3 separate regions of the Homo sapiens genome follow, and regions 1 and 2 are each linked to region 3. The links are chromatin loops, found by intact Hi-C in ENCODE. Cell type or tissue: Caco-2. All regions are shown on one strand. Links, peaks and the distances in the headings refer to the core of each region. The heading gives the core; the rest is flanking DNA. Region 1 overlaps SLC2A9 (solute carrier family 2 member 9). Region 2 overlaps SLC2A9 (solute carrier family 2 member 9). Region 3 has its middle 18 kb from the start of DRD5.

The links. Peaks named below come from ENCODE experiments on the same cell type or tissue, not always from the same donor. Only the 100,000 strongest peaks of a DNase experiment are listed, where the experiment ranks them.
Region 1: it touches region 3 in a loop (16-fold over the local background); 103 of 110 quality-filtered maps call a loop at or near these places.
Region 2: a loop joins it to region 3, with 21 times the contacts of the local background. A loop is called at or near these places in 48 of 110 quality-filtered maps.

Annotation. Positions count from the first base shown.
Region 1 is chr4:10,011,049-10,021,267 of GRCh38, forward strand. SLC2A9 (solute carrier family 2 member 9) reads right to left here. Exons shown (of 12, transcript NM_020041.3): 2 at 7,927-8,025. It overlaps LOC124900664 (a long non-coding RNA gene), which reads left to right. Exons shown (of 2, transcript XR_007058026.1): 2 at 1-5,605. Among named protein-coding and RNA genes, the nearest start is that of SLC2A9, 5.3 kb to the right of the region's middle. RefSeq lists silencers at 977-1,271, 2,790-2,849, 7,758-7,917 and enhancers at 4,099-4,198, 9,931-10,219. In Caco-2, for the core only: CTCF peaks have their summits at 2,891 (motif pointing left), 4,338 (motif pointing left), 4,538 and 7,875 (motif pointing left); DNase peaks (open chromatin) are centred at 2,883, 4,322, 6,413 and 7,983; H3K4me3 peaks cover 1,303 bases.
Region 2 is chr4:9,894,562-9,904,780 of GRCh38, forward strand. All of the region lies in intron 8 of SLC2A9 (solute carrier family 2 member 9), which reads right to left. Among named protein-coding and RNA genes, the nearest start is that of SLC2A9-AS1, 88 kb to the right of the region's middle. In Caco-2, for the core only: a CTCF peak has its summit at 4,298; a DNase peak (open chromatin) is centred at 4,270.
Region 3 is chr4:9,758,272-9,768,490 of GRCh38, forward strand. No RefSeq gene overlaps it. Among named protein-coding and RNA genes, the nearest start is that of DRD5, 18 kb to the right of the region's middle. RefSeq lists a silencer at 6,958-7,007. In Caco-2, for the core only: CTCF peaks have their summits at 4,999 (motif pointing right) and 7,035; a DNase peak (open chromatin) is centred at 5,000.

The sequences.
Region 1 (10,219 bases), core at 831-8,830, 250 kb after region 3:
TCATGGATCAGCTACTCTTGAACCCCTCACCCTTTGGCTTGTTTTTTGTCTTGGTTGGGCCCTTTTGGACTGAAGTCTGGGCTCCATACTGTCGGCCCTGCCACAGACCTTGCATTTCTTTAGAACATTGCTTCCAGAATCTTCCTGTAGGCTCTGTGGACAACACCCATGAGCAAGAGGAGCTTTGACTCATGCTTTGCCCAGGCACCACCATCCCACCCAGGCCTGTATCAGCCCTGTCTGCCCATTTCAGTCCCCAGAGAATGTCCCTTGGGGCTCAGAACCCCCCACTCCAGTCTGTGGGTCTCCATCCAGCCCTTAACAACCTCTCAGGTGGATTCTAGACACTGGGTGCTCACAGGTACCAAGAGGACATCTTTCAGCACAACTCTGGCAATCATCCCAGATGATTCTAGCAGTATAATGAAGCAGGTTCCAGGCACTGCAACATTTTCCTACTAAAGGTCAACGATTACAATGGCATAAATCTGAAGCCATTTTCAAGGATTCAGATTAGCACATTTGCATGCATGACTGTCTGAAAATTCAGGCTACATTTGATTGGTATGCAAATTAGCCCTAAATTTGGCAGTCTTTTACAATAACTTCAGGATGTTTTAGACAGACAGGTAAGTAAGTAGATGGATAGACAGAAAGATACAACTATGCCAATTGGAGCTAGTCACTGGAAACAGAAAGGACAAAGCCTAGACAATCAGCAATACATGAACAAAAGAAAGGAGATTAGAAAGCAAACATCTTCAGGAAGATTTAGGTGCTCCTATTTAGATGCTATGCAGCATAGGCTGTGGATTAATTATTCAGCCAGCCAGCCCTCTGCCCAGAGGTACTAATGACACAAGGAATCTACAAGAGCCTCCTCCCTTTTCTAAAACCTCTAGCACAGGGGTTAGCCAACAATTGGCCAGCAAGGGAAACCCTAGACCACCATCTGTTTCGTAAATAAAATGTTATTGGCACATACCCTCACCCATTCATTTACATATCATCTATAACTGCTTTATCTCTACATAGCAGAGTTCAGTAGTTGCAACAGAGACCATATGGCCAACAAAGAAAAACCACGCACTATCTGGACCTCCACAGAACATTTGCTGGACCTTCACAGAACGTTTGCTGATTCACAGAATGCAGCAGATCAGCCTAGTGGAACAGAAAGAAGGGATACTCAGGAATTAGACAGACCAGTGTCCAAGTCCCCATCTGTGAACATGGTGGAGGTGGTCCCAGAAGTTTTCCATAGGACAGACTCACAGCTGGCAATTTGTTTGAGAGTGAAGAGACCTAAGGACTTGCCTTGGACTCACTTTAAATTTAAATTTATCCATTTGCTCATTTAGCAAATATTTTTTATAAATGCTTACAATGTGTCAGACATTGTTCTAGGTGCTGGCACTGCAGAAGCAAGGACCTTTCTAAAGTGAAGGGAAGGAGGACAAGAAGTAAAGGAATATGTCATATCTCAGGTAGTGTTAAATACCATGAGGAGAAATAAATTCGGTGAGGGCTAAAGCGTGATGGAGGGGTGCCATTTTGGATAGGCTGGTCAGGGAAGACATTTCTGAGGAGGGGACGTCTGAGCAGAGGCAAGAAGTAATCAAAGGAGAGTGCACAGGAAAATCAAGGGAAGAGCACTGCAGCCAGCAGGAGCAGCACGCACAAAGGCTCTGAGGTTCCAGCGTGCGGTGTGTTTGAGGGGCAGCAAGTGGGGAGAAGTTTGTGTAAATGGAGAAGAGGGAGTGAGGGGGGAAATGATGATGACAGAGTGGTCACATCTGTCATGTGTCATGTGTCACGGCCCCAGGTACCGTGTAAGTCACCACAGTCTGGCTTGCTTTCTAGATATAGTGGGTTTTGAGCGGAGGGACAATATGATCTTGCTTCATTTGTCAAGGATCCCTTTGGCCTTTGGGTGGAGACTAAACTGTAGGAACCAGAGTGGAAACAGAGAAACCAGTTAGGGTTTAGTGTAGAGAATGAATAGAGCCTAGCTACTGTGGTGTTCATCTTGGTGATCAACGCACCAGCACAGCACAGATAACCCTGATTTTCAACAGCTAAGGACAATAAGAACCTCTTGCCAGTTCATGCAAAGTCCAGTGTGCGTTTAATAGTTCTCTGCCATCTGGGGGAAGAAAGGACTGAAGATCTTTCTTCAGTGCTGCCATAACCAGGGATGCTGCCATAAACCAGGCCTCATGTGGCCTATCAGCACCTCTGTTCACATCCCATCCACCAAGCTGGCCAAGGACCCTTGTGGATGCACGAGGTGCAGGTGTTCTCTTCCAAATGAGGCATGAAAAGTAGTCAGATCCTGGGGATTCTTGGAAAGTTGGGTGGCCAGGAGGCACATCCAGGTGACTGTGTTGAGGAGAAGCCAGTGGGAATGTTTAGGAAGTGTCCCACCCCTGAAACTTGGATGTATTGGGTTCCCTCAGCCTCAGTTTCCTCGCCTTTAAAAGGGGGTTAGTGATAGCTGCCTTGCAATATTATAACAAGGATCCAGTGTGCACACAATTCTGAACCTGGGTCAAGTGCAGAGCTGGTGCCCAGAGGCGAGTTATTTTCATTTTCGGCATTACAGAAAGTTTCCAAATATCTGAGGAGAGAGGAGCACTGAGCGTTTTTAAGGTTGAGGCTGGGTGGCAGCAGGGCCAACGGCAGCTACTGCATGGATTGTTCTAACAGTGCAAGCTGCCTGCCCTGAAGGTAAATGCCCACTGCCTGGAGTCTGTGCCCCGATCACCTGGGCCCCCAGTTATCTAACAGCTGGAAAGGCGAAGCTGGCTGGGCCGAGGACTTACAAGCCTGGGCCAGTGCTAAAGGCAGCACACCTTCCCATGGGGCAGCATCCACACACCACCCCCTGGTGGCAGCCTTTGTTCATCATCTCTGTGAGCAGATACCCTCCCCGCACTCCAAAGCAGCACTAATATCTGCACCTCTTCTGTTCCAAGGGTTTCTTTCTCCTTCTCGAGAGCCCAGCACCCCAGGTGAAGCCTAGCTCTCACACCCTAAACCCCTGCCAGGCTTGGGTCCTTCCAGCCTGTGTTAGATTCCATTCCTTAGAGGCTCTGCTCTGTTCCTGGTCTCCCTGGTTCTGGGGCTGCCTCACTCACCCGTTTCTAAGCCCACTGCAAGGAGAAGAGAGAATTCGAGGTGATCGCTGGACGCTGGGCTGAGCTCCTCCAGCATCACATCTCCTTTCATTTCGCAGCGACCTCACAAGGGGCTCGACACCAGCCCTTTACAGAGGCACCTACATGGTGCCTGGGATTCTCTGCAGGATTCTGAGCTGGGATTCTGTGCAGGCCTGCTCAGCTCACACTCAGGGCAGTTTCCACCTCGGAAGGGCCTCCCAGGGCGAGCCTTGGCCCTCAGCCTGCTCATAGCCTGGGTGGTGCTGGATCATGCTCCTGTTCTGGCCTCTGCAACCTTTCTGATCTGGCTTCAGCTCCCCTTTCCAGCCTCTACCTCTCCACCCCACTGGACCCCACATCCAGCTACCCTTAGGTCTCCACCATTCCCAGAAAGCCTTGAGCTCTCTCTTTCAAGCCCCAGTGAGGCCCCACTGACCTCCCCAGGTAGAATACAGTCCTTCAGCTGTCCTGTGGCTCCATGCAGCCTGTCTCACTGGTGATTATTTATTGAGCCTCTGTCACTGCTGCTGGTCTTGGGGCACCTCGAGGACATGGATGTGTGTCGTTTTCATCTTTCTACCCCAGATACAGCAAGGTCAACACCCAGGGAAGGGCACTGAAGGATTGCCTGAACAGCTACCCCTCTCTTCTCACAAAGCAGCACAAGTAAACATAAAACATCAGGACCTTTAGGCAGAGCAGGAAGAGGTTACATGACCCCAAACCCCATAGGGAGGGGAAGAGTTTGGGGAATGATTCTAGCTAATAATAAAGCTGTCTTCGGTTTCTCAGTTAGATCAGGTCCTTTATGAGAATTGCTCTATGAGAACCCCGAGGGAGGGAGGGGTTGGGACAGGATTCAGACAATCACAGGTGCCTGCTTGTAACACGATGGCAGCATCATCCACCTTATGCTTGAGCCCCTAGGGTTGTTGCAGTGAAACCTTGCTCTGTCTTTTGGTTGGTAGATGGACAGGTAAGTAGCCCTGGGCTTGCTGTGGCTCCTCCCATCTCCCCTTGTTCCTCTTTGCCTTTATTGATCATGCCAAACTCCCCCCATGGCTGGACTGTTGGCGCCTGCCATTAGTGGTCAGGGGCAGGAAGGAGGGGCAGAGAGCATGGCACGGATCTTGGATTCAGACAGACCTGGGTTTGAATTCCAACACTGCCACCTCCTGGCTGTGTGAACCTGGGCAAGTTGCTTAAACTGAGCTTCTGTTTCTTTGTTCATGAAATGAAGGTAACATCAGTAATTAACTACCTTGACCTGAATTGTGTCCCCTCCAAAAATGTTGCATGACATTTTTGTTGCAAGGATAGGGCATGTTGAAGCCCTAACCCCGATGTGATGGTATTTGGAGATGAGGCCTTTGGGAGGTTACTGGGGTTAGCAGAGGTCATGGGGGCGGCCTCATGGTGGGATGAGTATCTTGCTCCCTTGCACTCTTCCTCCCTCTGCCATGTACAGGCAGTGAGAAAGAGGCCGTCTGCAAGCCAGAAGGAAGGTCCTTGCCAGACAACGAATCCACCGGCACTTTGATTTTGGATTTCCAGGTTGGAGAAGTATGGGAAAATAAATGTCTTGCTGAAGACCCCAGGCTGTGCTGTTTTGTTACAGCCAAAGACACTGACGTCTCTGTATTTCTGAGAATGGAATGCGCCTGGCATGCAGTACATTTTGGCAGAGTTGATGAGCTGGCCATCACAGTCTCTGCTCCTCTTCAAAGGCAGAGAGCACATGCTGGGAAGTAGCTACCCAACTGGGGATGACACTTCCCAGGCCGTGGATCTGGGCAGATGGCTCAGTCCTGGACTCAAGGCCTCCTCGGGGTGCTTGCTCTGGGCTCCTCTAAAGTATGCATGACGAGCCGTGGTCTCGAGGTTCAAAGGACACCAGGCTAAAAAGCGCCTTGTGATGTCTCAAGACTGAACACCTTGCTGCGCATACTGGCCACAGAGGTAGAGCTCCGATATCCCAAACAAGAAGTCCCATGGCCTAACACTGCCTGGCACAGAAAGGATCTGTTTTAAAAATGACTGAAAATGTGTCTGATGCCTGGGAAACCAGAAGCCCGCCCAGGGCCAAACTCTGGCTCCACTCATTATGTGACTGTGGGAAAGTCAGTGAACAGTGTGCCTCAGTTTCGTCATCTGTAAAATGGGGATAATGATGATCCATACCTCACAGGGCTGTCATGAGGGTGCACTGAGCTGATTAACGCATGAAAAGTACATGGAGGAGGGCCGGCACCTCATGAGGGCTTTTTCCATCTGTGCTCTTACTGATGCTGCCATAATATGTGTCACTCATCTTAAGAACGGTAAAGGCCACCCTGGCTGTGTAGATCTTCAGAAATCTCCTTTCCCGAAACGGAGGGAGGGCACGTTAAACTCTCTCTGTTTGGCTTACCATGGTCTTTCCCATTAAATACCTCTAAGCTCTGGCCCCTCCTGTCCTTCTCACTGACACCAAAGTTGTTTTTCTAAAAAACAGTGAGCATATTAAATAAGTAAATAAATAAGGAGGCACGTGTTCTCAGGACCTCCTGAGGGTGTGTCATGGTTAAAGAAAAATAAATTTTAATTAAAAAAATGTGAGTTGCAAACCCCCACCCCCATGAATCTGCCATGGCTCCCTACTGCCCAAGACTAAAATCCTACTCCTCAGCCTAAGATCTTAGGCCCTCTTCTTTTGACTCCATCCTGCTTTTCCACCTCTTCTTTCATCCCAGCTCTGCATTCCCCCTAGGTACTGGCACATCACACGCTACTAACTTCCTAATATGCCACCATGTGGGCACAGCCAGGCCTCTGTGTGTGTGCTTCAGCTCCCCACCTCCCTTTGACACCTGTGGAAATTCTACACATCCCTCATGACTCAGCTCAAATACCACCTCCTCCAGGCTGTCTTCCCTGATCCCCAGAGTTGGATACATTATAAACTCTCAACAATGCTTGCTGAATGAATAAGTGAGTAATGGGATTCCTCCGTCCTCATGTTCCCATAGTCAGTGCTTGAACCCATATCATTCTATCCCAGGTGTAAGTTTCACATAACTCTGCTCCACAAGCCATGAGTGCAAAGGTTCTCCCCCACCTCTCACCTGGATGTTTTGATGAACTTTCAAGATGAAGCAAGAGTCCAAATTCCTAGCCCTCTTTCAAAGACAAATATCGACAAGCCAGATCCCCATCTTGGAATGACGTCACAATGACAAAATCAAAGATCACTGACTGTTGGCAGTGCTTACTGAAGCCATCTAGGCCCCCTGGTTTTCAAACAGTTTTTAGCAACAGAAATGAACAATGTCAAATAATTAACAGACTTTTTAAACATAGAACTGACCTGCGCAAATAGTGCTTAGATCCGTGAGGCACCTCTGCAAAATTCCAGGGCTCATGGGAACCTTTGAAACTCACTGACCCAGGCTTCCCCTATGTTTTGTACACAAGGATGCTGGACTCCCAAGCAAGGAAAAGCCTGGAAGGCACCCAGGGCTGTCCTCAGCCTGCTTCCTGTCTGCCCCCAAAACAGCTTGTGCTCCAAGAACCTGGAGCTCCCCGCATTTCCCCAGATGTGTCCTACATCCGTGTCCCCAAAACGGCCTGTGCTCCAAGAACCTGGAGCTCCCCGCATTTCCCCAGATGTGTCCTATATCCGTGTCTCCAAAACGGCCTGTGCTCCAAGAACCTGGAGCTCCCCGCATTTCCCCAGATGTGTCCTACATCCCGGCCCCCCATCCATCACTCCACCTTCCAAACTTAGTCAGGCATCACTTCCTGCAGGAAAGCTTCCCTCAAGCCTCCAACCTGCCCTTGCCTGTGGGTGGTGGTAGGTCAAAGCCAAAGCCAGCACCCACAGGATAGCATCTAAACCTTACAGCCTAGGTAGGCAGTACCCAACCTTTAACTGCAAACCAGAGGCACAATGTGAAGAGGGCCTGGGAGAATTGCACCTGGATCTGATTTCAGAGTAAAACACAAGCCAAAGATGGGTCTTATCCAGCAGATACCTGAGTGGCCTCTGGTTGTAATTTAAAGTCAACAACACCAGGCCGGGCACAGTGGCTCAAGCCTATAATCCCAGCACTTTGGGAGGCCAAGGTGGGCGGATCGCTTGAGGCTGGGAGTTCCAGACCAGCCTAGCCAATATGGCGGAACACCACCTCTACAAATACAAAAATTAGTCGGGTGTGGTGGTGCATGCCTGTAGCCCCAGTTACTCGGGAGGCTGAGGCAGAAGAATCACTTGAACGTGGGAGGCGGCGGTTGCAGTGAGCCGAGATCGCACCACTGCACTCCAGCCTGGTGACAGAGTGAGACTCCATCTCAAAGATGATAGATAGATAGATAGATAGATAGATAGATAGATAGATAGATAACAACAACAACAAAACAAATCAAGAAAATGTCCAAGTTTCCATGCATAAGGCCCCTCCTGGTTCTTTCCCCGGCATTAGGGGCCAGAGGATCGCCCCCCACCCCACCCCGGGACTTCCGAAGCCCCCTCTCATCTAGTCTCCCAACGTTCTCCCAGGACACCCGCCCTCCAGCCGCAAGAACTGTCATCCCCCGCCCCTGTCCCCGTGTCATCATTGTCTGTCTCTGTGCCTCCCCTCTCCCCCGAGTGGGGGCTAATCTCTGTCCCCGCGGTGTCCCGCGCCGCGAGCGCAACAGGAGGGGGCGCTGGAGCCCAGGGCCCTTGCGCACCCGAAGGTTTCCGCAGGGCCGCAGCGCCCTCTGCCGGGCCTTGGCGCGCACTCACCGGGGTGGGGGCATTCACCACCGACAGGTTGTAGCCGTAGAGGAAGGAGGAGCCGAAGGCGCCCGCGAGGGAGGCCACGAGGAGCGAGCAGGACCAGTCCTGAGGGGAGAGGAAACCACGTCAGAGCCGGCACCGGGCGCGCAGCCAGGGCCGAGGGAAGACCTGGAACGTTCCCTCAGCTGGGGGAGGCCTTCCGGAGGAGAAGTCTTTGTCCTTGGCTGGGGTAGAGACAGAGAGAAGAGACGCAAGTTGGGGACCTGCAAGTAGGGTTCCAGTCCAGGTCCGCGTGCGCAGGCCGGGCGCCCTCAGGTTTAGCGGCCACGCCCTTGCGTTCCTTCCGGGTTGCGTGAGGATTCCTGAAACGCAGTTTTCAGCAGCTGCTCTGGGCAGCTCCACACGATCCTTTCAGCGAAGTTGGCGAGTGTCCGACCCAGACAGAAAAAAGCAAAGCCAGACTCCAAGCGCTATCAGCCAGGCGTGATTCTAAGCACTTTTCTGCGCATTGTCTCTGAGTCCTTAGATCAGTGCTGTTATGTCCTGTATTACAGGTGAGGAAAGAGGGGCAGGGAGCGTGGCTGGTGCTGTCTAGGATGGGGACTGAAGTCCAGGTGGCCTGGCTGCAGTGCCCCTCTAGTCACCACTGCACTGTCCCCTGCTGACCCGTCACCTGAGTGCCGTTGTCCAAGGGCCTGAGACTGCCGACAGCCAGACAGATGTGCACACACGCTTACATGCACATACTGTTCCAGTCTGAGGCGTCAAACTACAGGGGCTGGTCCAAGCCTCAGGACAAGGACCTGCAGACGTAGAGATGCAAGGTTTGGCACAGAGAACAGGGCGCCTGCCTTGGTGTTGTCCTGCCCTGCAGCCCCATCTAAGGACAGCCACCACCAGTACAGGGCCATAGGGCAGAAACACCTGGATCCCTGGCAAAGGCTGACAAGCTGGCATGAGCCAGGGCAGGAGGGATGGCTGTCCTCAGCTGGTCAGGGAATACAGGCCAAGTGGACAGGGGCCAGGTGCTCCGGAAGGCACCTTCTTTGCCATCATTTGACATATTTGTGAGTGTGTGTGTGTGTGTGTGTGTGTGTGTGTGTGTTGTAGGCGCCAGGCCCTGACAAAGCTGTGGGGGTGCAACAGTGAAGAAGACATATGGATCCATGGTTCAGGGACCCATATCAGTCAAATCCCGTCTGGAAGGGAATGCGGGTCTCTTGATGGCCACTTACCTGCTCTGCCAGTCTCGTTTGTCTCCTCTAGTGCCACCAGCCACGAGATAGAGCTTTGGGGCTTTGAGCCAAGTGATATCAGCTTTACCTCCAGGGCCAGTCCCCTCAGCTGTAGGAGTCTGAGCAAGTGACTTGACTTTTCTGGGGCTCAGCTTGCCCACCTGTGAAATGGGATCTTAATAGCAGCACTGGCCACATATGTTGTTGAGGAGCCTGCTGCAGAGGAGGTGCTCCGTAGAGGCTGCTGATCACATGCGGGGGCAAGAGGGAACATTTATAAGCCTTGGGGATGGGTGCTGCCAATTGAAATGTAGTACCAGAATATTTTTCTGCAGTGAGAGGAGCTTGAGCTGAATGGGGATCCCTGATGGAACAGAATCACATTTCAGATGAAACGCCTGTTCTCTATCACTCTTTCTCTTTAAACCTATCCTCTGAGTCTCGGCACAGATACCACTTCTTCTGAGCCCCTGGGCTGTGCTGGGCATCGTTTCTGTGCTCTGTGCCTTCTTTGCTCCCAGCCCCGATGACCTTAGAGGACACAAACTCCTCCCTGGTCTGCACCCCATCAGATTGGGAGCACCTGGTGTGAAGTGCCCCTGCCAGAGGCTGGTGAAGGGCAGGTGGGGGCCATCTTCTCCTGCCTCAGCTGTGCTCCCCGGAGCCCCCTGCCTGTGTGGCCCGCCTGTGCCCTCCACCCGCTCCCCACTCACTGCACGGGCAGAGGGTGCCCACTGACCGACGGTGCTGCTGCCCGTGCCATGCCCTGGGGAGGGTGAGAAGAGGGACACCACCATGCAAGTGCGGGGCAGGGCAGCCTGCCACCATAGCCTCATTCCATGTACACACCCAGTCTACCAGAGACGCTGTTGGCCCAGTCAGCTGGGGCTTGGAGAGAGCATGCCAAAGTCACACAGATGGAGAAGTGCAACTCAAACTGAGGCCTCCCTGCCTCAAAGCCCCAGATCCCCCAGCTACACGCTGCCAGGCTGGGGCTGAGCACTGTCACACGGCTGCCACCCAGGCCTGCCTTCCCCACAGCCCGCCAGCCATGCAGAAAAGCT
Region 2 (10,219 bases), core at 1,136-9,135, 140 kb after region 3:
ATTATGTCTTTATTCTTTCCAAATCACCAAATATTTCCAATACCCATACTGGCAATTTTTCATAACTGTGTAAAATATGGTTTTGGTACAATCTAAAGATGTCACAGCTTTTCTTGTGGCTAACAGGACAGAGCCAAAAGTTAAGCTGTTGCTGAAAATGAAGGTTGTTCATAACTGGAATATGCAGGAACTCTGTCTCCTAAGCTTCTTAGGGGAGTTGGATTAGAGTATCCAGTGACCTGGTGCTGAAATGACAACAGAATGTGCCATGGAAGAGCATCACAGTTGCTGGGAGATATTATTACACTGCAATCAGCATGTGTTACATTGTCATAGGGAGATCAGCACATGTTACATTGTTATAATGAGATTAATATGTGTTATATTGTTACACTAAGCTTATCATGTGTTACATTGTTTTACGGAAATTAACATATATGTTTACTGATTTCAGTATTTTGAAGTTTTTAAAAAAGAGTTTCAAGTGCACCACCCACAATTTCAGAGTCAGAAAGTGTGCTTACAAAAGTCAGTTGAGAACCATTATCTTACACCATGATGCTGACGTTCAAATACTTTGGAAAGGGTGGGGTGAGGGACATGTGGCTTTTTGTTTCGTTTCCCTAAAGTCTCTTGATGAACCAGTAACTTGAGCCAATGAAAGGCTGAACACATTCTCCCTGATTCAGAAATGATCTTTAAAGATGGTCTAGGAAGACACCAGGGAAACAGCTTTGAAAGAGAAAGAAGGGATAAAAACAACCCTCCCATCTGACAATCAGTCTCCCGGCTCTGTTCTTCTTCCCTCCCTCCTTTAAGTCCAGTTAAAGTGCAGCCTGTTGGAAGGGATTAGAGCGAACGTGGTATTTCCACTTGACATTAAAATCATGAGTGAAGACATTAACTCAGACGAACAGCAGACTGAAGGCTACTGATGTCAGCTAGGGATGACTGTCAAAATCCTAATGCTCCCAGGAAACCCCTCTGGGGACTCTGGAGCCATGGGGTCACCCATCCACTCAGCAGCCATTCACCCAGCACCCAGTGCCCTTCCCCACAGGGCTGGGACCTCTGGTGAAATAATAATGGGAACCTTTTGTTCTGGTTAGGATTTTAAGAAGCAGCTTTATAAAGGTGTAGTTTTCATTCAGTCTAATGTACCCATTTGAATTGCACAGTCTTGTATGTTTTGACAAATGTATATACCTTATAACCACAACTACAATTAGGATATTGAACATTTCCATCACTTCCCAGAATTATCTTGTGTCTCTTCCCCCAACTCCAGGCAACCTCCGATCTGCTTTCCAGCACAAGGATTCGATTTATCATTTCATATTGCTTATTGCAGTGTTTTTGAGATTCATCCTTCTTGTAGTACATATCAACAGTTCTTTTGTATTGCTGATCAGTATTCCATTGCATGGATATACCAAAATTTGTTTCTCCATTCACCTGTTGACCCAATAGCTGTTTCCAATTTTCAGCTCTGAGAAATAAAACCATTATGATTATTGAGTCTTCATGTAGACTTGTGCATTGATTTCTCTTGGGTAAATATGTATAAGTGGAATGACTGAGTTGGATGGGTAAAACCTTTATAAGAAACTGCTAAAATGTTATCTGAAGGGGTTGTGCCATTTTATGTTCCCACCAGCAGTGGATGAGCCTTCCTGTTACTCCACATCCTTGGCAACACGTGGTATTATATCAACCATTTAAATTTTTGTCACCATTTTGGTGAACAATGGTATCTCACTGTTGGTTTTAGTTTTAATTTCCCTGGTGACAGTAACAATGTTGAAGATCTTTTCATGTGATTTTTGATGTTTTGGAACTCTTCTTTGGTAAAGCATGTGTTCATATATTTTGCTCATTTTCAAGTGGGCAGTTGGTCTTATTTTTGAGTTTTAAGAGTTCTTTATGTATTCTGAATTCACGTCCCCTCTCAAATGTGTTTTATAGGTATGTTCTCCATGTCTGTGACTTACCTTTTTATCTCCTTAACAATACCTTTTAAATAGTCACAGTTTTTAATTTTGATGAAATCCAATGTATCATTTGAAAAATGGTTTGTGATTCTGTATCTTTCCTATCCTAATGTTGCAAAACTTTCTCCTTTGCTTCTAGAAGTTTTAGAGTTTAGCTTTTATGTCTAGATACGTGGTCCATTTTGAGTTAATTTTTTGTATGGTATAATAAGGGTTGCCATTCACATTTTTCCATGTGGATATCTACTTTTTATGACACTACTTGTTGAAAAGACTATCCTTTCCTCATTGAATTACTTCAGCAACTTTTTGTTTTCTGGATTCCATTCTGTTCCATTGATCTGTGGGGCTGCCCTTATGCCAATCTCATGCTGTCTTTATTCCCATGTTTGAACATTGTTACAATCCTTGCTATGTACCAGGAATGGTTCCGGCTGCTTTATATATATTAATAACTTAACTCTGATTACATTTTCTTGGGGTAGGTGCTGTTATCATCCACTATTATATCCAGAACTTGAGGCTCAGAGAGGTTTAGCAACCTGGCTAAGGTTGCACAGTGAGTCAGAATTCAAGTCTAGGCACTCCGGCTCCAGAGTCTTGCTCTTAACCTTTGTGTTCTACTTCCTCTCCCCAGTGTTTCTGAGGCAAATACACATTCACATTTATCAAAAGAATATGCACATGCTCCCAAAGTTTTTCTCCCTTCATTTGTGTGAGCTGCCTGAGGTCACTGAGAGCCTCCAACAGCACTGGCACTGGGGCACAGAGAAGACAGAGCCAGGAGTCTCTGCCCTTGGGGAGCTTTATGGGCTGAATTGCATTCTCTCAAAAAAGGAAATATTGGAATCCTAATCTCCTATTCCCTAGAATGTGACCTTGTTTGGGAATGGGGTCTTTATTTTTAGGTGATTCAGTTAAAAAAATGTGACCTTGTTTGGGAATAGGGTCTTTATTTTTAGGTGATTCAGTTAAAATGACATCATTTGGATGGGCCTCAATCCATGATGACTGGTGTCCTTGAGCCAATGGAAAAGGGAAAGTGTGGACACGGAGACAGACACGCACACAGGCCTGTAATCCCAGCACTTTGGGAGGCCAAAATGGGTGGATTACTTGAGGTCAGGAGTTCGAGACCAGCCTGGCCAACATGATGAAACCCTGTCTCTACTAAAAAAAATACAAAAAGTAGCCAGGTGTGGTGGTGCATGCCTGTAATCGCAGCTACACGGGAGGCTGAGGCAGGAGGGAGGTTGAATCGCTGGAACTGGGATGCAAAGGTTGCAGTGAGCTGAGATTGTGCTACTGCATTCCAGCCTGGGTGACAGAGTGAGACATTCCACCTCAGAAAAACCAAAAACAAAAAAAGACATACACAGACAGAATGTCATCTGAAGATGAGGCAGGGGTTGGGATGATGCTTCTGCCAACTAAGAAACACCCAAGATCACCTGTAAGTTCCTGGAAGCTGGGAGAGAGGCACGGGACATTCTCCCTCACAGCCCTCAGGAGAAGTGAGCACTGCTGATGCTTTGCTCTCAGGCTTCTGGCCTTGAGAACTGTGATACAATAAATTCCTGTTGTTTAAGCCACGTAGTTTGTGGCACATTGTTTTGGCAGCCTGGGCAAACCAACACAAGGAGCTAACACCTGATGGAGGGCAGGGCTTGTAATGTTGCCTGCTAAATGATTGAATGTATGTAAAAAAAAGAAGGAAGGTAGTCTCCAAATATGTACAACTATTATATGACAATAAACAACATTTTAAAAAGGAAGAGCTGGAGGGCAAGAAAATATCGCCTAAAATTTAATTTATTTCAAATTTATCTCAATTAAAGCGTCCAAATTTGATGTAATGTGCTTTCATATTATTTCACATACATTACTTTATATACACTTTATTTATTGCTCATTGTCTATATTGTATTCAATGTGTATATCTCTCTATATAAACTGCATGCGGTACTCCGTGCATGGCAGGAGTTCCTGACTTTCTCAGGGACTACAGCGTCCTACATGAGTTCTTCCCTGTGCCAGGGTGAGCCTTTTGGTCGTAGAAGATGCCCCATTCTCTGTGTCCAACTCCAGGCCGGGGCCTTTTTAAATTCTTCTGATTTACATAATCCCCATCCTTGCCTGGCTTGATGCTTCTGGGTCTGTGGGCCGTGTGGACTGATTGTGCGCAGGGGCCCTAGAAGCCTACCAGGAGGAAGCCCTGTTGGTTGGGCTCTGCCTCCCTCAGGACGTCCTGTCTGACTGCTCCCTGCAGGGATCCCAGCCAAAGGCAAGAGCTCCCTCTTTAGTCAGCTGGTGTGATTTCCTCAACAGGCTTTACTAGAGCCGTACTCCGTTGAGCAACCATTAATGGTATTGAATGCATGACAACTACTATGGCCATTTCTTTAAACATGATGCATGACACACACTCTCTCTCTCCCTCCCTCCCCCTCTCTCTCTCTCTTTCTCTCTTTCAAATTTACATTTTAAAGCAACTCTATGAGGTTTCCCCTAATAACTCAGCCAAAGCGGTGCAGACAACTGAGACTCTTTCAGAGAGAAATGTAAATGCTGGGGCAAGATGTGGCCCAGATGAGGGCCACCCCGCAGGCATCCCAAACAGCTGTTTCCTAATCCTGACATGTTGGAATGGAGGAGTACCTGAGGAACCCTTGGCACATGAGCAATTGGTGACTTTCTAGTCAGAAGTTGGATTATTGTCAAAGTTTTAGCTGCAAAAGGATGGGAGAAAGGAGCAGAGAATGGTGTGATTATCACTGACGCAGCTCCCTCTGCAGAGAACAGAAGGCCAAGGTACATTACATGAAAAGCAATTTCACATTCCAGTATTACTTTTAGCTGCTGGTAATCCTGTTTTAAACATGCAAAGGCTAATCTTTACTTTCACAGATCTCTCTAAAAAGAAGCCAAGACCTTGGAAAGCTGTGGTTATTGCAAGTTAGTGAAATTTTAAAATTTATGTTCAGAGGACAGAGTGCCAGAAACAATTTTCTGCTTGGGACAGGCTCTCTCTAAGTTAAAAACGGAATATAATTCAATGAAACAAACTTTTTTGGGAATTTCTGCTTAAAAGATGAATGTGCATAAAAGGTATCGGTGTATCTGTTTGGGCCAAAGGTGTGAGAAATGAGAGTTGTGTTTTAAATAATGATCATCCCAGGGTGGCCCATGATCTCTAAGTATAACAAATTAAAATGTCTTGAGATATTTCAGCCAAAGTGCAAAACAGACATGGGTTTTCCTTCCATCCCATGCCAACTGGGATGGAAGGAAAGGCTGGCAGCAGACAGGCTTTTCCAAGTTCTCCAGTCCTGTGGACGTCTCCTCCACTTGGGTCACTTTACAAGCTTGGCTTGAGGCCGTAGCTTCTGCAGTTTCTAAGTGAAGCACTCCCCCTCATGCTCTTACTCTTCTCAAAAAAGGCAAAATGTGGTTCTCAACAGGTTTGTGAGGATACATTCATATTGTTCTTGGAAATTTGGGCAAGTAGAAAAAAAAATAGCTCTTCAAGGAGCAGAGAAAGAGACACTGGATGTCCAGATGACTTAGGAGTCAGGGCTTCCATAGCAGGAGCATCGAGTTGGCAGAGGGCAGTGGGCAGTGGGAACAGCCGCCACTTAGAACTGACACAAGGGGATGGTAAATGCTGTCTCCACCCTGCATCCCATGAGCCACATCCGCACTTTCCTTTGGTGAGTGAAGCTGGTGGGGCCGGACACAGGGGAGCCAAAGGATGTTATCAGAGGGATGGGGAGTAAATCAGGAAAATTTGGTGGGAAGTAAAGACTCAGGAGCACATCCCAAGAGTCAGAGGGTGAGCTGCAGGAACGGACTTGTGGGTATGTCCTTGGCCAAACTCAAAAATAGAGCTACTTACTTAAAAGATATTATTCAGAGCTTGGGGTGGGTGGGAGTGGAAACTGCAGGGGAATGTGCTTCCAGGGCAAAACCCCACCTTTTCTGCTTGGGGATGCTGGGGCACTGACTCTGTTTCTTCCCTTCCTCATCCCCACCCAGTCCTCACCCCATGAGGATAACCTGTCATAACCAGAAGTATTAGTTCATTCTCATGCTGCTATAAAGAACTGCCGAAGACTGGGTAGTTTACAAAGGAAAGAGGTTTAATTGACAAAGTTCCACAGGGCGGGGGAGGCCTCAGGAAACTTACAATCATGGTGGAAGGGGAAGCAAACTCATCCTTCTTCATGTGGTGGCAGGAAGGAGAATGAGTGTCCAGTGAAGGGGGAAGTCCCTTATAAAACCATCAGCTCTCATGAGAACTCACTCACTATCATGAGAACAGCATGAGGGTAACTGCTCCTATGATTCAATTACCTCCCACCGGTCCCTCCCATGACACATGGGGATTGTGGGAACTATAATTCAAGGTGAGATTTGGGTGGGGACACAGAGCCAAACCATATCAACGAGAGTCCACATTTCTCTGCCTGCTTCCTGCTCAGGCAATGGTAACACTAATGCTTTTGATCTAAGCTCTGAACATGAAAAGCCATTTAGCCTGAGTTTTAACTTCTCAGATCTGGGGATGCCACCCAGCTCAGACTGAGCTCAGGCCCCCAGGGGTTTGGGTTGGGAGCCAAGGGGAAAATCTAGCTTTGTTTCTGCTTGCTACAACCCTCATTTCTCCTAAGGTCCTGTAACATTTGTTAAATAAACTGGGGACTTGATCTAGTATTTTAGTGGAGGAAGGGTGTAGTTTCTTCTAGTCTGTGACCTATAGAAATGCCATAGAATCATTATTTATCAATGAAAAAGGAATGTCTGTCAAGGGAAATTAATTGAACTCAGTCCTTTCGAGGCCAGTTCTAGAGCACATGTCAGTGTGATGATTCACAGGGAAAACCGGCCTCTCTCCAAGCCTTGTGACAACGCTGTTTCTACCCTTGTCACCCTCTGCCATTATCTATTTTGTCTACAGCAGTCAGAGGGATTTAAAGCATGACCTGGCACTCTCCTTTTAACACCCCTGTCCACTAAAAGCCTTATAGACAGCAAAGAAAACAATCAACAGAGTGAAGAGAAAACCTACAAAATGGGAGAAAAGATTTGCAAACCATATTTGAATCCCCTCAAGCCCCATGCCCCCCCACCAGCCCCTTGGCCCCTCAAGCGGCAGCCACATCCTTGCCCCTGCCTTGGGCTGCTGCAGACATCCCTGTCACCTCTCAGATTCTTGCTGTCTGTCCTAGAGGGAGACCCATTGGCTCAAATCAACAAGCTCCCTGCCCTCTGACCTCTAGGCGGCTTCAGCAGAAATCAGAAATCAGAGGTCAGAAATCAGAAGGCAAAAGAAAGAGAATGAGGCCAGGGGTTGGTTTCTTGGTTCACTTTCTACAGAGACATTTTGCCTGGCTTTGTCCCTCTATCAAAGGTTGCAGCTCCTGATAGGTGGCGTACCCACCCTACATGCCCTCGGCTGCCCTGAATTAATCTGCCTTCGAGCTGCTCAGGTTCACTGTGTCCCTCTTTCCCAAAGGTTTTTCTTTCAGCAGCTTCTTTTGCCTGACATGCTCTTCCCAGACAGCTGGGCTCACCTGGAGCCTGACCACAATATTTAAAATGGCAACTGCCCCCGTCTCTCCATTCCCCTTTCTCTGCTCTACTGTTTTCTCATAACATCCTTCACCTTCTAAAACACTGTGTGGGGTACTCCCTTGTTACACTGTCTGTGACCCCATGAGGAGCTCTCCTTCTCCACAGCAGAGACCTTTGTCTGTTTTGTCCACTGGCACAGAGCAGGGGCCCAAGTGAGCACTTGCTGAGTGCTGGAGGAAGAAGCATCCTGGCCTTGGGCTCGTCTTCTAGTCTTTGAGAGGTAGCAGGGCAGCTTCGGCATTTTCCATGTCTGCTTCTCTTCAGGAATATTAATAACAAGAGTAACTGCGTGAGTTTCCCAGGGCTGCCGTGATAAGGTCCCACAGACAGAGCGGCTTCAGCAATAGAAACGTGTTGTCTCACAGTTCTGGAGGCTGGAAGTCCAAGATCAAAGTGTCTGCAGGGCCCTGCCTCTGGAGGCGCCAGGGAAGGGTCTGTTGCAGGGCCCTCTCCTGGCTTCTAGTGTGTTTTGGCTTTCAGCAGCACAATTCTAATTTTTAGAGGGCGTTCTGCCTGTGTGTATGCCTGCATCTAAATTTTCCCTTTTCATAAGGACAGTCGTATTGGATTAGGGGCCCACCCTATTCCAGTATAACCGTATCTTACCTTAACTAATTACAACTGCAATGATCCTATTTCCAATTCAAGTCACATTCCGAGGTACTAGGGACTTCAACACATGCATTTTGAGGAGGTGCAATTCAACCCATAACAATAGTGAACATTTATTGAGTATGTTCTCTATGCCAAGCACTGTGAATTACAGTATGATTCCCATGACAATACCTGCTGAGGCTTAGATCTGTTATTATTGCCACTTTCACTAAGAGAAAAATGGGTATCAGAGAGGTTAAGTGACTAGCTCAAGGTCACCCAGCTAGCAGCTGCGGGGCCAGTATGAAACAGAGCCCAGATGATCTATCACCCTGCTTTCTCCCTTTTACCACGTTCTGCTCTCACACGGGCTGGATCCAGTGTCCTGAGTTCCAGCAGTAAACTCTGAGGCCTTTGATTCTGAAATTGTCGAATTTATTGGGAAGCAATGGAGACTACAGGCAACAGAAACCATAAGGATTTTTTTTTTTTTTACTACAAGTCAAGAGCATATTCCATTCTTGCTAATTATGAAAATGTACTGCAGTGAATCAGAATGACTTCCTGTGAATTCTGACCCCTGATTTGTAAAAGCACAGAGTCTGTGCTTCTCAAGAGTGAGCCCTCACCCCACAAAGCTCCTGCCCCACATGGCCTGAATGACGCTCACTGGAAGTTCACTCATCAGAGAGTTAACACTGTGCCAGGCAAATCAATTTGGAAAACCAGCTGTTTCTGAAAGATGGCGATTATTTACAGTTCCCCAAGCTGATGACTGACGCCCTGAGCCAAAATTAATTGCAGATCAAATGAGCAAAGATGTCTTTCCCCTCTCAACTTTATTAGCCTCCTGAGCCATTTTAATAGACTGTCAAAATCTCATAAGAGGAATGAAAAAAATTGGAAAGTCTTTTTGGATAAGCAATCACTTCAAAGGGCTGGATGAAATATATAGACATATATTTGTGTGTTTATTACATATGTAACTGTATATATATAAATATATTTATTGCCTTCTTTTCAAATATATTTCAAGATATATAATATATTTTGTATATTATATAAATATATAAAATATATTTTATATATTATAAATTTTATATATTTATATATTTTATATCAATAAATATATAAAATATATCTACATATTTTATTTCCTTGTTTTCAAATACATAATATATAAACATTATAATATATTATGCATATTATATATATAACCTATATAAATATGATATTTTTATATATACATAACTTTGGAAAGTGCAAGGAACTTACCTTATATTGATGCTCTGTGAGGAACAGGGGAGTGGCTTTCACACACTTTGGATTTTGTTTCCATAATTCTGTCAGATGCTGTATTAGTTTCCTATTGCTGCTGTAGCGAGTTACCACAGACTCAGTGGCTTAAAACAACCCAGGTGGATTATCTTATAGTTTTGGAAATCAGAAGTCTAGAATAGATCTTGCAGTGCAAACACGATGGTGTCTGCAGGGCTGGTTCCTTCTGGAGGCTCCAGGGCAGAATCTTGCCTGCTGCAGCTTCTAGAGAACATCTGCATTCCTGGGCGTGTGACCCCTTCCTCACCTTCAAAGCTGGCAATGGCGTCACTCCTGCCTCTGCTTCCACCATCACATCTCCTTCTCTGACTCTGACCCTCCTGCCTCCCCCTTTCACTTACAAGGACCCTGTGATAATATTGGGCTCACCTGGGTAATCCAGGGTTAGCTCCCTATCTCAAGATTAGTCCCACCTGCAACATTCCTTTGTGCCATGTAAGGTAATATATTCCCAGCTTCTGGGAATCATGGTGTGGACATCTTGGGGAGCCATTGTTTTGCCTACCACAGGTGGGAATGGTTATGTCCATTTTACAGATGAGCAAATAAATTCAGATGTGTTGGGCAATGTTCCCAAGACCACTTAGCTGGTAAATGGGTGATCAGGATTTGAATTCAGAGTAGCCTCATCCTAAAGCCAAAGCTGTTTCTCCCCAGAACAT
Region 3 (10,219 bases), core at 649-8,648:
ATCACGTTTAACATTCCCTTACAAAATTACGAATAATACTGAAGGGTGAATACCCCCTGCGACTTTAGCAGCCTCATCTTGCTAGAATATGGAAGATAATGTCACAGGGTGTGAACCGAGGGTCGCAGTACAGAAAAGATCCTAGGAAAAATCGGGGAGGAATATCAACCCCGCTCCACCCCTGGATATTACGATCCACATCGCAGGGGGGCGGGCGTCCCCCGCGATGCGGGGAGTAATATCACCCTCCACACCCACCCCTGGATATTACCATCCACATCTCAGGGGTGCAGGCGCACCCCTCGATGCTGGGAATAATATCACCCCCATCTCCCCCCTCTGGATATGAAGACACACATCGCATGGAGGCGGGTGCCCCCGCGATTCGCAGACAAATAGCACCGACCACTCCCCCGCTGGATATGACGATCCACATCGCAGGGAGGCAGGCGACCCCCCCATGCGAGGAGTAATATCACCCCCCTCTCCACCCCTGGATATGATGATCCACATCGAAGAGGGGTAGACGCCACTAGCGACGCGGGGAGACATATCACCCCCCTATCGCCCCCTGGATATGCTGATCCACATCGCAGGGGGGTGAGGCACCCCCCGCGACGCGGGGAGTAAGAGCCAGCCCCTCTTGCCCCCCCTGCCTCTTAGGACCCCCATCGCAGGGGGGTGAGGCACCCCCCGCGATGCGGGAAGTAAGAGCCAGCCCCTCTTGTCCCCCTGGCTCTTAGGATCCGCGGTGGACTCACAGCCTGTTTACCATATCATGAGTTATATCATCTCCCGCTCTGGGGATTATGAACTGTTTTACAGACAGGTGTACACCCTCGGTGTAAAGAGGGTGTGCACCCGTCTGTATTGGATGTGATATCATCATCTTCCTCCCTGAATATTGAGAACAGTATCACAGAAATGTTTCTAGTTCTGTGATATCACTTGTCATATCCTCCTCTCCCACGTTGGAATTAAAAACAATATCAGTGGGGGCGTGTCCACCTTCTCTGATATTGAAAGTAATATCCTCCTCTTCCCTCCAGGATCATGGGAACGATATCCCTGGGGGGTGTCCACTTTCTGCCATCTATGTGTTCGTATCAATCCCTCCGCCTTGGAATATTATTAAGGACAATTTCACAGGGGGGTGTACAGTTCCTGCGATATTGGGAACAATATCAGCCTCTCGGCCTCTGAATATTAGGAAGCATATCACAGGGTGGGTGTACACCTCCTGCTCTATTATGGGGAGTCATATCTATCTATTATGGGCAGCAATATCATCCTCTCCCTTTCAGGATATTAATAACAATTTCACAGGCTGGGTGAACACAGCCTGTGATGCTGGAATTATTATCATCCTCTCCCCCTCGGGATACTAGGAACAATATCACAGAAGAGGTTTACACTCCCTGCGATATTGGGAGTAATATCATACTCTTCTGTGAATATTAGGAGCAATATCACCAGGTGGCTGTACGTTCGTTGCTATGTTGGCAGTCATTTCATACTCTACCCGCTGGGTATTAGGATTGGTGTCACAGGGTGAGTGTACACCTACTGCGATATGAAAACTAATATCGTGCTCTCCATCCCTGGATATTAAGAACAATATCACAGGTAGGTATACACCCCCTGCGGTATTAGCAGTAATAATATTATGAATTATTAAAGATCAGTCTTATTAATAATTATGAATGGGAATGTTAATTAATAGTATAACGTTATTAATCATTAATGATTATTTTCAAGGTATGATTATGCATGATTAAAATTAATTTTAATACTAATGACACTTTTAATATTAGTTATTAATATTCATATTAATTATTGTTTTATTACCAACATCACTTATGATTGATTGAAGTAACATTAATTACTGATATCTTTTTTATTATTAATAGTGATATTGCTATTAATTATTAATATTAATATTAATTATTAGGAGCTAATATTACTGTTTTCTAATGAATAAGATCAACATCAGTTATTAATATCAGGCATCATTAATCATTAATACTAATCATTTATTGTTATCGTTAGTATAACTATTAATATTAATTATCATTATTATCAGTATTGATTTTAAAAATTATATGATCAGTTATTAATATTGATCATTATTAGTGTCAATTAATAATTGAGATTATTAATTTCGGTAAGTCACATTCCACCCCTCCCTCGGCAGCTCGTTTACGACCCAAAACGGGGATACAAACGCCCCTGAGAGAGCAGCGGTATACAGGGATAGATGAGGATGGTCACGTGGTGGAGAGGCGTTTTTGGGTACCAGCCCTTCACCTCCGTCAACCTTCTCAACTGCAAAAACAATACACCGCCCTATACCAAAAAGCCACAAGCTCTAATTGATTTGCTCCAAACTATTATCCAGACCCACAACCACACCTGGGCTGATTGGCACCAGTTGCTCATGTTCCTCTTTAACAGCAAAGAAAGGCGGAGAGTCCTGCAAGCAGCAACTAAGTGGCTAGAGGAACATGCACCAGCTGATTAGCAAAACCCCCAAGAGTATGGAAGGACCCATTTACCAGGAACCGACCCCCAGTTGGACCCACATGAAACAGAGGATATGCAAAGGCTAAACCGAGACAGGGAAGCTCTCTTGGAAGGATTAATGAGGGGAGCTCAGAAGGCCACAAACGTTAGCAAGCTCTCTGAGGTCATTCAGGGAAAAGAAGAAAGTGCAGCACAATTCTACAAGAGACTGCATGAGGCCTATCGTATGTATACTCCCTCTGATCCCGATAGCCCTGAAATCAGTGCATGATTCACATGGTTTTAGTCCGTCAAAATGCAGAAGACATGAGAAGAAAACTGCAGAAAGAGGCTGGGCTTGCAGGGATGAATCCACCACAATTACTAGAAATAGCTAGCCAGGTGTTTGTAAACAGGGATGCAGCAAGCCCTAAGGAAAACGGCAAAGAGAATGGAGGTCAGGCCTGGAGAAACACCGACCTGGTTGTTAGCTGCAGCAATCAGAGGGGACCCCCAAAGAGGCAAGGGAAGGGGGGCCCCGGGAAAGAAACTCAGCTTGGCTGTCAGAGTTTGCAGCGTACCCAGTGTGTTTATAGTAAAGAAATAAGACGGTGGAAGAACAAGTGCCCTCAGCTCAAAAGAAAACAAGGTGACTCAGAGCAGGAGGCCCCGGACGAGGAGGAAGGGGCCCTGCTCAACCTGGCAGAAGGGTTCTTGGACTGAGGGAGACCAGGCTCAAGCGTCCCCAAGAGCCTCTGGTCAGAATGACAGTCCGGGGTAGAGACATTGATTTTCTTGTAAATAGAGGTGCTGAACATTCGCTAGTAACTGCCCCGGTTGCCCCCTTATCCAAAAAGATGATTGACATCATCGGAGCCATGGGGGTTTCAGCAAAGCAAGCTTTCTGCTTGCCTCGGACTCGTACTGTAGGAGGACATAAAGTCATTCATCAGTTTTGGTACATGCCTGACTGTCCCTTGCCCTTTATGGGAAGGGACTTGCTCAGCAAGCTGAGAGCCACTATCTCTTTGACAGAGCACGGCTCTTTGCTGCCAAAGTTACCCAGAACGGGAGTCATTATGACCCTTATGGTCCCCGAGAGGAGGAATGGAGACTTTTCTGAACTGAGCCAGGCCAAGAGAGAAGACCAGCTCTGGCTAAGCGGTGGCCAAGAGTACGGGCGGAAGACAACCCTCCGGGATTGGCCAGTTAAGACTGGGGCCCAGCCGGTTAGGCAAAAACAGGACCCGGTCCCCAGAGAAGCCCTTCAAGGTATCCAGGTCCGTCTCAAGCACCTAAGAACTTTTGGAATTATTGTTCCTTGTCAGTCTGCGTGGAACACTCCCCTCCTGCCTGTTCCCAAGCCACGGACCAAGGACTACCGGCCGGTACAGGATTTGCGCTTGCTTCATCAAGCTACACTGACTTTCCCTCCAACAGTACCTAACCCGTCCACATTGTTGGGGTTGCTGCCAGCTGAGGACAGCTGGTTCACCTGCTTTGACCTGAAAGATGCTTTCTTTCCTATCAGATTAGCCCCCGAGAGGCAGAAGCTGTTTGCCTTTCAGTGGGAAGATCCGGAGTCAGGTGTCACTACTCAGTACACTTGGACCGGGCTTCCCCAAGGGTTCAAGAACTCCCCCCACCATCTTTGGGGAGGCATTGGCTCGAGACCTCCAGAAGTTTCCCAGCAGAGACCTAGGCTGCGTGTTGCTCCAGTAGGTTGATGACCTTCTGCTGGGACACCCCACGGCAGTCGGGTGTGCCAAGGGAACAGATGCCCTACACCGGCACCTGGAGGACTGTGGGTAGAAGGTGTCCAAGAAGAAAGCTCAGATCTGCCGACAGCAGGTACCTTACTTGGGATTTACTATCTGACAGGGGACGGAAGGCAGCCCAGGATCAGAAAGAAAGCAGGTCATTTGCAATCTACCGGAGCCTAAGGGCAGAAAGCAGGTGAGAGAATTCTTAGGAGTTGTGGGGTTTTGTAGACAGTGGATCCCAAACTTTGAAGTATTAGCCAAGCCTTTGTATGAGGTCCCAAAGTGGGCGGGGTCCGGGAACCTTTGGAATGGGGATCCCAACAACAGCAAGTCTTTCCTGAGTTAAAGGAAAAACTTCTGGCAGCCCCAGCCCTGGGGCTACCCGATCTGACAAAGCCTTTTCTATTTTATGTGTCAGAGAGAGAAAAGATGGCAGCTGGACTTTTCACCCAAACTGTGGGGCCCTGGCTGAGGCCACCGGCCTACCTCTCTAAACAACTAGATGAGGTAACTAAAGTATGGCCCTCCTGTTTGAGGGCCTTGGCAGCAACTGCCCTGCTAGTACAAGAAGTAAATGAGACCAGACTATTGTAGGGCATGGGAAGGGCCGGGGCCTCTGCAGGCCCTGAGGATCGCCATGTTTCCTTCTTTAGTTTTTGAGACTTTGGTGAAGATCCTCTGCCTGCTTCTAGCACACACGTCCTGACCTCCTTTCCCCTTCAAGACACAAGATGGCGCTTTAAGCCTGGTTGTTGAGAAAGAGGACTCCAAACGCTTGAGTTTCTTCCCTCTGCTCACTCTCAGATGTGGCTTGCAAGGGAATCTGTGGGGTCCACCTCTCCACAGCTTGGTGGGTGGATTCTATCTTCCTCCTCGGACAGGGGAGGACCAGCAGCCAATCACTCCTTCCTGCCGGAGAATGAAGTGGCACTCAAACTGTTTTTCTGACATCAGTAACAGCTGCCCACACTCCTCCGGCAGGCATCTCTGAAACATCAGTTTTGGGTGATTGGTCTAAGCCAAGGACCTTTGATATCAAGGGTAAGTCCGCTACCCTTTGCTGGAGATGGGCACGGAGTGGGCATGTGAAGAGTGCCAGACCAGGCATTGACAAACTATGGCTCATGAGAAGAATGGAGTGTACATTTTGAAAGGGTCATCTCTCTCTCTCTCTCTCTCTCTCTCACACACACACACACACACACACACACACACACACACACACACAGAGAGAGAGAGAATATGCTGCAGGGATCATACACGACCCGACCAACCTAAAATACTATCTGTTCCTTTATAGGAAATGCTTACAGACCCCTGGTCTAAACACTGAGAGGTAAGGGGACTCTGTTGCGCCACCCTGGAAGGATTTTGATCCCTAAATAAGAAGAGGTGAGGAGGGAGCCTGCCCTTCCTCATGGCTTGAATGTGCTTGTGAGAGGCAGTCAAGCCTGGAACTGTGGCAGCCGGCTTGTGACCATGAAGCAACCAGCCCGAGAAGAAAGGCCCACCTGCCGAGGAGGGAACAGGAGCCTGGGGCCTCAAGGATGTTGCTGAGCCTCCGTGTGCCCCTGGAGCCGCCTTCCTCTGGAGTTCTTGTGATGGCAGATAATTCAATGTTGTCATTGTTCAAGCCAGGGGTGGGTGAACTTTTTCCATAAAGGGCCACGTGGAAAACATTTTAGGCTCTGGGTGTGCCATGAGATCTCTGTGGACACTACGACCCTAAAAACAACCATAGACAATGTGTAAATGAATGGGTACACCTATGGTCCAATAAAACTTTATTTATAAAAATAGGTGGTGGGCTGGATTTGGCCCTGAGGGTCAGAGTTTCCTGTGTATTTTGTTTGTTTGTTTGTTACTTGCAGCTGACCTGTCCTAACTAGTATTCCCTGAAGTCGGCCTCAGCTCAGAAGTGCCCTTGGGTTCTAAGCCACAGGGGCTAAGCTTGAGTGTGGGCGGGGTCTGCAGCAGGGTGGTGGGAGGGATAAGCACATAAAGCCCCACCCACTGATCTGTCCTTTCTATGGTCCAGGTTGTGCTTTCCTGCAATTTCTTCTCATCATGGGCCTAGCAATCATGATGGGAAGGCACCACTTTAACAGAATGCTTTCAGCATTTCCAGGTGGTCCCTGCTTGCCCTCAACACTACACGCAGGCCTCAGCCTCCACACCTAGCACGTTTGTTAAGCAAGACTAAGCCACATGAAGCAACAGGGCAAGGGGAGGGCCCTTGTGTCCGCAGGGTCCCATGGCAGAAGTGTGGTTCGGGGAGAAATGGGGGAGTGTGCCCTTCCCTGAACAAGCACATTCCCTCAGTGTGGAGGAGCCCCTCCAACAATTTACAAGTGCTATGATGACACGATGCTCATTCAGACCATCAGCTGCAGACGGATTGCAGAAATACGTGAGGGCTGTGTCCTCAGAGGTAGGATGTGGTTGCTCCTTGTCCCTAAGCTGGGCCCTGAAGGTAGGGCAGGATTCCAGCCAGAGTGAATGGACAGTGAGGCTTTGGGGAAGGGCTCAGATTGCCTCTCGTGCTTGTGTTCACAGATTCTTGATGATTGGTCATTCTCCAGGGAGACGAGGCTTCGAGGCCAGGTCTCTGCTCTGAGTTGCCTTCACCACCCTGCACCTTGGTGGCAGTAAGAGAGCGACCTCAAAGGGCCACTGAGAGAATCGTGGGGGATGCATGTACAGCTCCAGGTATGGCACCCATGCCAGCCCATGGCAAGCTCTTACTACGGTTGCAGGTGTAATTTCCAGTCTCTGCCTCCAGGGATTGCTGCTGAGCACAGACAGACGTTTCCCTGCTTACAGAGTGAGGCCGCCAAGATGATTCTCGGATCTCTGGTTTGTATACAGCCCAAATAGCCTGTGAAAGGGGGAATGATAACCCCCAAAGATGTCCATGTCCTAACCTCCAGAACTAGTGAACGGGATGTTGGCAGAAGAGACTCTGTGGATGAGATTACTTCAAAGATTTGCAATGGGGATTCTATCATGGGTTATCTGTATGGATACGCAATGTAATCACAAAATGTCCTTATAAGTGAAGAGGGAGGCTGAGGAGATTTGACTACAGAAGAGAAGGTGATGTGACAGTGGAGGCAGAGATTGGAGTGATGTGGCCACAATTCACAATGCCAGCAGCCACCAAAGAGGCAAGGAATGGATTCTCCTCTAGGGTTTCTACCAAGGGCCCTAGCAACACTTCAATTTTAGTCCAGGAAGACTCGTTTTGGATTTGTGACCTCCAGAACTATGAGAGAATACATCGGCATTCTTTGAAGCCACCAGGTTTGCAGTAGTGTGTTAGAGCAGCGTGGAAAATCCATTGAGTCCCATTGCCCTGCTTTTTGTGCCTTGTACAAAAGCAGAAAATGGCATGGATGGAATGGGAGGTCATTATGTTAAGTGAAACAAGCCAGACACAGAAAGACACACATTGCATGTTCTCACTGATTTGTGGGATCTAAAAATCAAAACAGTTGAACTCATGGAGCTAGAGAGTAGAAGGGTGGTTACCAGAGGCTGGGAAGAGGAGTGGGGGGCTGAGGGCAGGTGGGGATGATGTTAGAAAGAATGAATAAGATGTACTGTTTGATCACACAGCAGGATGACTGTAGTCAATAATAACTTAATAGTACATTTACAAATAACTAAAAGAGTGTAATTGGATTGTTCGTATTAGAAAGGATAAATGCGCTGGGTGCGGTGGCTCATGCCTGTAATCCCAGCACTTTGGGAGGCCGAGGCGGGTGGATCATGAGGTCAGGAGATCGAGAGCATCCTGGTGAACACTGTGAAACCCCATCTGTACTGAAAATACAAAAAATGCTGCTCGGGAGGCTGAGGCAGGAGAATGTCATGAACCCGGGGGGCGGAGCTTGCAGTGAGCAGAGATGCAGAGATTATGCCATTGCACTCCAGCCTGGGCGACAGAGCTAGACTCCGTCTCAAAAAAAAAAAGAAAGGATAAATCCTTCAGGGATGGACACCCCATTCTCCATGATGTGCTTATTTCACAGTGCATGTCTGTATCAAAACATCTCATGTACCTCACATATATATGCACCTACTATGTACCCAGAAAAAAACAAAAAAGAGTATAAAAGAAAAAAAAAAATCCCAAAAGCAGAGAAGAGGGCAAATGAGAGTCGGGGACTGTGATCTCAGTTTGCCCAGGATGAAGCCGGGTGACCTGGTTACAGAGCAAGCCCCTTGGCTTCTTGAGCTCCCATCTGCAGAGTGAGGGGCGGATGCAGGGGAAGGGTGTGACTTCGATGAACATTCCCTCCAGGTGTCTCTGCCCTCGGCCCCCTCTCAGGATTGTTTGTAGCTCTTTGCCTATTCTTGGCCATTTGGAGTTTTCAGGGGCCCTACTAGGTCCTCTTGACTTCTCACTTGGCTCTCCTTGGTGGTCTAATTCATGGCCAAGGGCCCACCTGCCATCCGGACACTGCTTTTCAACCTGACCTCTCAGCTCCAGGCTGGTTATTTCCAACAGCCTACTTGGGTGTCTCAAAGGCACTTTACACTCAATGTGTCCAACACTGAACTCAAGGCTCCCGGCATCACCAGCCAGTTATCCCTCCACATTTCCAACCCCATGGATTGCACCAGTGTCTGTCCATTATGCAAGCCGGGCTGCAAAGGTTGTCTTGATGCTGCCGTTATGCTGTTGGGGCTCAGAACATGACACCCCAAAGCATGGTGCCTCAGCCTGAGTATTTTGAACTGAAGGACATTGGAAGGAACTCAGAAGCCAGGTCTTTCCAACCTTCTCCTCACACCCTCTCTTCTGCTTGCCTTCATCCTCCAAAGTGAGTCACAGAAACCAGAATTTATCTTCCTCAAGATGGGTCATAGAACCTAGAAACCCTCCTGCTAAAGCAAACCATAAAACCTAGAAAGGTCACTCTCATCTTCTCCTTCTCCTTTGAAAACTCTCATTTCAGTAGGGGTCCTGCCCCATACCTGGGAGGAAGGAAGCCTACACAGAGAGGCTGAGAAAAATCTGAGCAGACAGTTTTGCTGGGTCCCCTTTTAGTCTGTTCCCAGTAGGTCATACCCATTTGTTCAATCACATTTCTATCCGGCTGTCCATTCTTCATCTAACCTATGCATAAAAATCAACAGTTTTCCCTCGGCCTTTGGGTTGCCATTTCTGAAGCCTCCCATGTCACATAAAACTTGGATTAAATAAATTTGCTCTGCTTTTCTCTTGTTAATGTGTCTTTTCCTATAGGAGTGTCAGCCATGACCCTTAAGATGGATAAGTAAAGGACTCACACCTTCACAGCCCTACAGCCCCATCTCCCTTCAGTAGCCACACCTGCCACTTCTACCCACAAATACTTGGATTCCACTCATCTCTTCCCATCATCATTCCTACCACTCAATTCTCTGTCACCATCATCTCTTGATGGGTCTTCTGGAGCAGCTTCCTCACTCATCTCTCCAGTTCATCCCTTGCTTCTACCAGTCTGTCCTTGCTATGGCAAGAGGGGCATTTGAGAAAGGCAATTACATGGTTACCCCTCCCCTGCTCAGCACCCTCCAATTTGATGGACACCAAAATCCTTGCCTTGGTCCCCTTGGTCCTGCATGCCCTCCTCTCTGGCCTCATCTCAAGCCACTGCCCTCGTGCTGCACTCTTCCTCTGTAATCCACATTGCCGGCTTCTTGTGTTTCTTGAACATGCCATGCTCCCTCCTGCTGCAGCAGGACCTTGCACTTGCTGCTTCCTCTTCTTTCTTCTAGTGAATTCTTACTCCTCCTTCAGCTCTCCATTCAAGCCAGTGCCTCAGGGAAGTCTTCCCTCACCTCTAGACCAGGTTTAGTGTCCCTGCCATGAAGCCTCACAACACCATCTAGCTTTCCTTCCTTGCATCTGTCATAGCTTTTGATCATACAATGATGTGTGGGACTTTCTGAATAGTGGTCCC